Regions from separate parts of the Homo sapiens genome. Here region 2 is linked to region 1. A link is a contact called in ENCODE Hi-C data. All regions are on one chromosome and are shown on one strand. The core of a region is the stretch at or near the end of the contact, and the rest is flanking DNA. Distances in the headings are between cores, read along the strand shown.

The links. A loop is a pair of places that touch in the nucleus more often than their neighbours do. Pooled maps may share reads with other maps.
Region 2: a pooled map shows a loop between it and region 1 (7-fold over the local background). The contact joins two enhancer-like sites. A Hi-C loop is called at or near these places in 1 of 168 maps with a recorded cell type or tissue (PC-9), 6 of 37 single-sample maps with no recorded cell type and 5 of 50 pooled maps.

What each region holds. Positions count from the first base shown.
Region 1 is chr12:63,305,289-63,308,220 of GRCh38, reverse strand. All of the region lies in intron 1 of LINC03056 (long intergenic non-protein coding RNA 3056), which reads left to right. Among named protein-coding and RNA genes, the nearest start is that of LINC03056, 67 kb to the left of the region's middle. Within about 2 kb of position 1,505, at least 2 of the 41 ENCODE cell types and tissues checked have a DNase peak (open chromatin) inside an H3K27ac peak, as active enhancers do.
Region 2 is chr12:63,813,664-63,816,941 of GRCh38, reverse strand. RXYLT1-AS1 (RXYLT1 antisense RNA 1) reads left to right here. Exons shown (of 4, transcript NR_126167.1): 2 at 604-741. Among named protein-coding and RNA genes, the nearest start is that of RXYLT1-AS1, 6.9 kb to the left of the region's middle. Within about 2 kb of position 1,866, at least 7 of the 41 ENCODE cell types and tissues checked have a DNase peak (open chromatin) inside an H3K27ac peak, as active enhancers do.

The sequences.
Region 1 (2,932 bases), core at 256-2,755:
TTATATCCTGTGTGCCCATGTATTACACCCAATAGCCAGTGATATCTTTAAAATATAGCTGCATCGGCAAGATGGGTGAATCAGTCTGTAGGCATAAGAACTCCAAGTTTTAACAGGAGCAACAGAAGCAAAGAAAGCAGATCTGGGCATTGGACCGTCTCTTTGCTTCTGCTCTTACCTGGCAGAAACGGTCCCTTCAGCTACTTCTCCACAGCCCCTAGTAACACGAGAAATGACAGGAGGGTCGCTTCCCCAGCGGGAAGTCTAACTTGAATTGGAATCAATTTTGTCTCTGGATAAAGGATGTATGGCAGAGCTAAACTGCGCATTTTGCTTATTGTCATGCTGTGCTGTTTATTGAATATAAAACCAATTGACTACATTTTTACATCTTGTAGCAAAAATGTACTTTGAAATTTTAGCTTTTAAGGGAAGAAATAGGAAGAGAAGAATGCTTCCAGGATTCCCAACAAAAAGAAAACTCCTAAATCTTAGCTAAGGTGGGGAATGATTTTTCATACCTTTGTTTTCCTAGTAGTAAATTAACCAAAAACACTTTATAAACAATCTCAAGTAAACAAATGAAATATTTTTTCTTTCCTACCCCCTAGCTTTACTGAGGTATAATTGACAAATTAAAATTGCATACATTAAAGGTGTATAACGTGATGTTTTGATATATGTATACATTGTAAAATAATTACATCAAGTTAATTAACATATCCATCACCACGTATAGTTACCGTTTGTGTGTGTGGGTAGTAAGAACACTTGAGACCTACTCTTTTAGCAAATTACCCATATACAACACATTACTATTAATTTTTACCATACTATACATTAAGTCTCCAGAACTAATCATCTTACAACTACAGGTTTGTACCCTTTGGTCAATATTCCACCCCTTCACCCCCATCCTCTGGTAACCACCTTTCTACTTCAGAATAGTCTTCCTTGAATGTTTTGAAGTTGAACTGCTATAGCATATCGAGTTCCTCATGGGCAACCACTGTATCTTATTCATCTTTGTGTTATTGTATGTAGTTTTTAAAAAAATTCTTCAGAGCCTGACATGATGCCTGGCACATAGGAGAGGCTCCATAATGTTTATTTCATTTGCTCAGTTTAGTCTAATGGTGTATAGAATTCTAGAGTTCTAGGCTCACGTTTCAAGCATGAACAGCTTTCGGCAAAATTCTTAAATGGGAAAAATGTGCCTCCAGAATCTGTCAACTTTCCCTCTCATTGTGAACACAGATGCCAGTGTAATTTTGCCATTTTCTGCTGTGACATTGTCCCCTGGATTTTTTCTCATGATTAAACTATTTCTTGATTAAAAAAGAAAAGTAAGAACAGGTGATGGTGATACAATGTGGGAGACTTCTAGATAACCTATTTGCTTTGAGCCCCTGGGGATGATACCCGTGATAATGAGTAAAATATTTTAGGGTGTAGTACCCTTGCAAAACCTCTCAAATCATGAATCACACCAAGGAAGTAGCAGCCTTGGTTTCAGTCTTAGTTTTAAGAACTGGAGAGGAAGCAACATAATACAGTATTCCCATGAGACAGCAAAGCCTTTCTCCTCATTTTGCAGATGGGAAAATTGAAAAACAGCATAAGTGACTGCTCAATTTGACATGAATGAGGGGTAGAGCTGGAAACAACAACAAAGGACTGCACTTGGTTTTCTGTCACATTAAACCTTTATTTATCCAAAGATTTATAAGTTACTTTGTTTTACAACTCTAATCTCTATTTTTTAAGAAAATGGCAATTATATTTCCCCAGACTGTGATTAACAAATGTAATAATAAACATATAAATCCTTCCCATGGGATCCTGGTATATTGTTTTCTGGGTCAGCATGTTTTGTGCTCATAAAGTTTAATAAAACTTTGAAATGCTATTTTGAAATAATTCAAATACACTGCCAATTTTTCCTTTTTTGTGGGAATTTGTGTTTGATATGTACTAAATTTGGATGAAGTAGTTTTTCTTCCTTCATGTCTGTCATTGCAGCTAGAAGTTGAACATTGGATAATAAAATTTTTTATTTGGCCGGGCGCAGTGGCTCATGCCTGTAATCCCAGCATTTTGGGAGGCCGAGGCGGGCAGATCATGAGGTCGCAAGGTCAGGAGATCAAGACCCTCCTGGCTAACACAGTGAAACCGCGTCTCTACTAAAAATACAAAAAATTAGCTGGGCGTGGTGGCGGGCGCCTGTAGTCCCAGCTACTTGGGAGGCTGAGACAGGAGAATGGCGTGAACCTGGGAGGCAGAGGTTGCGGTGAGCCGAGATCACTGCACTCCAGCCCAGGCAACACAGTGAGACTCTGTCTCAAAAAAAAAAGAAAAAAAGAAAAGAAAAAATTTGTGTGACAGTGGCATTAATAAAATATTTATATAGGAAGACTTCTTGACTTTTAAAAGCTATTTCAAGGGTATATTTTTGTAACAAACTGAAATTTTTGTTAAATTATTTTTGAACAACTTTAATGTTCTAGCTCTTGCCTCAAAAGCACAAAGTAGAGCAATGAAACTATTTTTAAGTCTTCAACTTTGGAGGGCAAACTATCTTATTAATCAGGTTTTAGCAAATTTACTTAATAAAACTTATGCAGAAGTATGATTTAATTTTTTTCCATAACAAGGGCATAGCAATATTCTAATCATTTTGAGCCGTGAAATAGAACACAGAGTAAAAATCCTCTAGTCTATCCTATGTGGCAGTGGCAATTGTTTGTGGTATATGTTGCATATACACCCTAATTGCTTATGGTGTAGAGACATAAAAGAATATGTTTTGAGATCTGCACTAATAAGAAAAATGTCTGGGTCATCTTTAGCACTCTTTATTCATGACTCTATTTGCATGCCCTAATCATACACAATGAATCAGTAGTTTCGGCTGCTTAATGAACAAAAATTC
Region 2 (3,278 bases), core at 617-3,116, 510 kb before region 1:
AGACAAAGAGAATGAGAGGCTGAGTGCAGTGGCTCATAGGTGTAATCTCAGCACTTTGGGAGGCTGAGGCAGGTGGATCACTTGAGGTCAGGAGTTCAACACCAGCCTGACCAACATGGTGAAACCCTGTCTCTACTAATAATACAAAAATAAGCTGGGCGTGGTGGCGCATGCCTGTAACCCCAGCTACTTGGGAGGCTGAAGCAGGAGAATCAATTAAACCAGGGAGGCGGAGGTTGCAGTGAGCCAAGATTGCACCACTGCACTCCAGCCTGGGCAACAAGAGCAAAACTCTGCCTCAAAAAATAAAAAGAAAAAAAAAAAAGAAGAAGAAGAAAAAATGGAATGAGATGATCATACTTTGGCTTCTCCCAGGGATTGAAACACATTACCTACATTATACTCTGTTGGCTAAAGTAAGCCACAATGATAGTCCTAGCTTCCAAGAGGTCCACTGAGTGTAATCCTAGCACGTGCTCAGGAGAGTAGAACTGGAATGCTTGTGAATAGCCTCCAGGACTTTAACACCATGTCTCCTGTACTTCAGGTTTCACTAGTAGGGTGTGGTAACTCAGACTATTTCCAATATTTTGTCTCTTTCAGAAGATGGAGTATACACCTCCACCTCTTTGAGTTCAGGCTTGCCACTGTGACTGCTTTGGCCTTTGGAAACTGGGCTGAAGGGACAGGGTGCCAGTTCTAGGCAGAAACTTTGAGATCCAGGGCATGACTCATCACAAGGTACGGAAATGATTGTCCTGTCCGGTTTTGATACTTCACTGTGAGAATAAAATATTTCAGAGATGGGCTACTCCTTCCTCACGCGTTTTGGAAAGACTAAGACACGTGGGACCAAGTTGAGCAGGGCCCAGCCATGCCCTGCACAGTTGCAGCGGACAGGCAACCTCAGTGTAATGAGGACAAGAAATACATGTCTGTTTTTGTACGCCACTGAGATATTGAGGTTGCTTATTATCAGGCCAGGACTAGGGTGCTGAGAGTAAAGGACTCTCATTGGGGCAAGCTTCAGGGGGTGCCAAACAGCATAGTAATCAAGGTGAGTGATATTTTCATGCAATTACTACCACCAAAAGTAATGTAAAATAATCCATGATGAACAAAATATCCAAAGTCAGAATCAAGACCAGATGAGCGGTATAGCTTAGCAAAAGCTCACTGAAGAAGAGTTTTTATGCAACTAAAACAAACTCTAGCTGGAGTTTTAGCAAGAGAAGGGAAGGAACAGAAAGCCAGTAGGAAATAATAAAAAAAAAAATGTCAACAGCAGTTAGAAATGTGTTTCTGAGTTAATGATTCATTATTACGTTTCTCTGTTTTGTTTTTAGTGAATTTTTAAAAGCTTTAAACACATAAAGCATCTCAAACAACAGATTGCAAAAGGAGAGTAAATCAAAGAGAGAAAAACGCAAACAAGGAATGTTTTAAAAATTTAGGCCCAAGACCGGGCACGGTGGCTCACGCCTGTAATCCTAGCATTTTGGGAGGCTGAGGTGGGTGGATCACCTGAGGTCGGGAGTTCAAGACCAGCCTGGCCAACATGGCAAAACCCTTATCTCTACTAAGAAAAAAAAAAAATACAGAAAGTAGCCAGGCGTGGTGGCACACGCCTATAATCTCAGCTACTCAGGAGGCTGAAGCAGGAGAATTGCTTGAACCCAGCGGGCAGAGGTTGCAGTGAGCTGAGATTGTGCCACTTCACTCCAGCCTGGGTGAAAGAGCGAAGCTCCGTCTAAAAAAAAAAAAAATTTAGGCCCAAACTGCACCTCCCTGGAAAGAATTAGGGGCCAATTTGGAGCAAAGTGGTGATGGTTTAGTGAGGCCCCTCCAGCCTGACAGGGGAATTCCTCTTCTGCTATGTGGTTTTTAAAACCAAGGCTTCACTACCCAGGAAGTTAAGTTGCAACAGTAGTGTTTTCCATTTTCATCTCAGAAAGGTAAATAGATAATTTATTTAAAGCAATTCAAATCTATCTCAAGCAAGACAGACACATAGAAACCATAGCTGAATCGAAGATAAGTTTAAATACCAGGTTGATTTAGCCATCTGGATATTTTGGCAACCAACAGACGGAAGCTTATTTGACTAACTTCTCTCAGTAAACAATCCGAGAATCTGTCATTTGTGTTGGGATTGATACAACCAGTTATCATAATGAAAGAGGCAAAATGTGTATTCTAAAGGACAAAGGCTTCAGCATCTGAGATTTTCAAGTGCTTAATGTGTTAATGTGTGACTTTTTTTTTTTTTTAACATTAGAGACTCTGCAAAATTTAAAGGCCGACAATGAGATTAAGTCCTAGAAACTGTGGTTTGCTGCCTAGAGCAGTACCTGCAATATAGTAACTATTCAATAGGTTTGTGTAAAAGGAGTGTTTTAGTGAAACTTTAGTGGAAGTTTGCCACACACTAGACTGTAAAAAATGTACTATATTCACTTGCATAATTTGCTTCTTTTTGGAAAAAGTTATTTTAACAGTAAAGCAGGACACATATGAATCTTTGCAATAAGATGTAGTTCAACAAAAACGCATCTCGACAGTTGAACAGCCTAGACCGTACTGTCCCCTGCTGTGGCTGCTTTGGCAACAACTTCACCTCTAGCACAAATGTAGGACTCCTAGGGAGTGAGATTGCAAGTCAAAAAGAAAGAATGCAGTTTCCTTTCAACTGGTAACTTTAAAAATATCTGTATTAAAAAAATCTGTATTTCTGCTACAGGAAATAACCCAACTAGAATGTACAAAACTAGAAGACACATTTTTGCCTAATTAGCTTACTTAAATAAAATAACTATAACTGTTAAAATAGTGTTTTAGGCCGGGTGCAGTGGGTCACCTGTAATCCCGGTACTTTGGGAGGCCGAGGTGGTTGGAACTCTTGAGGTCAGGAGTTCGAGACCAGCCTGGCCAACATGGTGAAAATCCGTCTCCACTAAAAGTAGAAAAATTAGCCAGGTGTGGTGGTGGGCACCTGTAATCCCAGCTACTCGGGAGGTTGAGGCAGGAGAACTGCTTAAACCCAGGAGGTGGAGGTTTCAGTGAACCAAGATTGTGCCACTGCACTCCAACCTGGGTGACAGAGTGAGACTTCATATTAAAAAAAAAAAATAGTGTTTTAATTACTGCTTTCATGGTAACAAGTATAATGAATGACTATCAATAATTGGCGATGCTTGTGAATACTGATTTTTCATAGACATTTAAGCTGTTGTTTTATATTTATGAAGGTCTTATGTTAGAAACTATTGATAATGTAT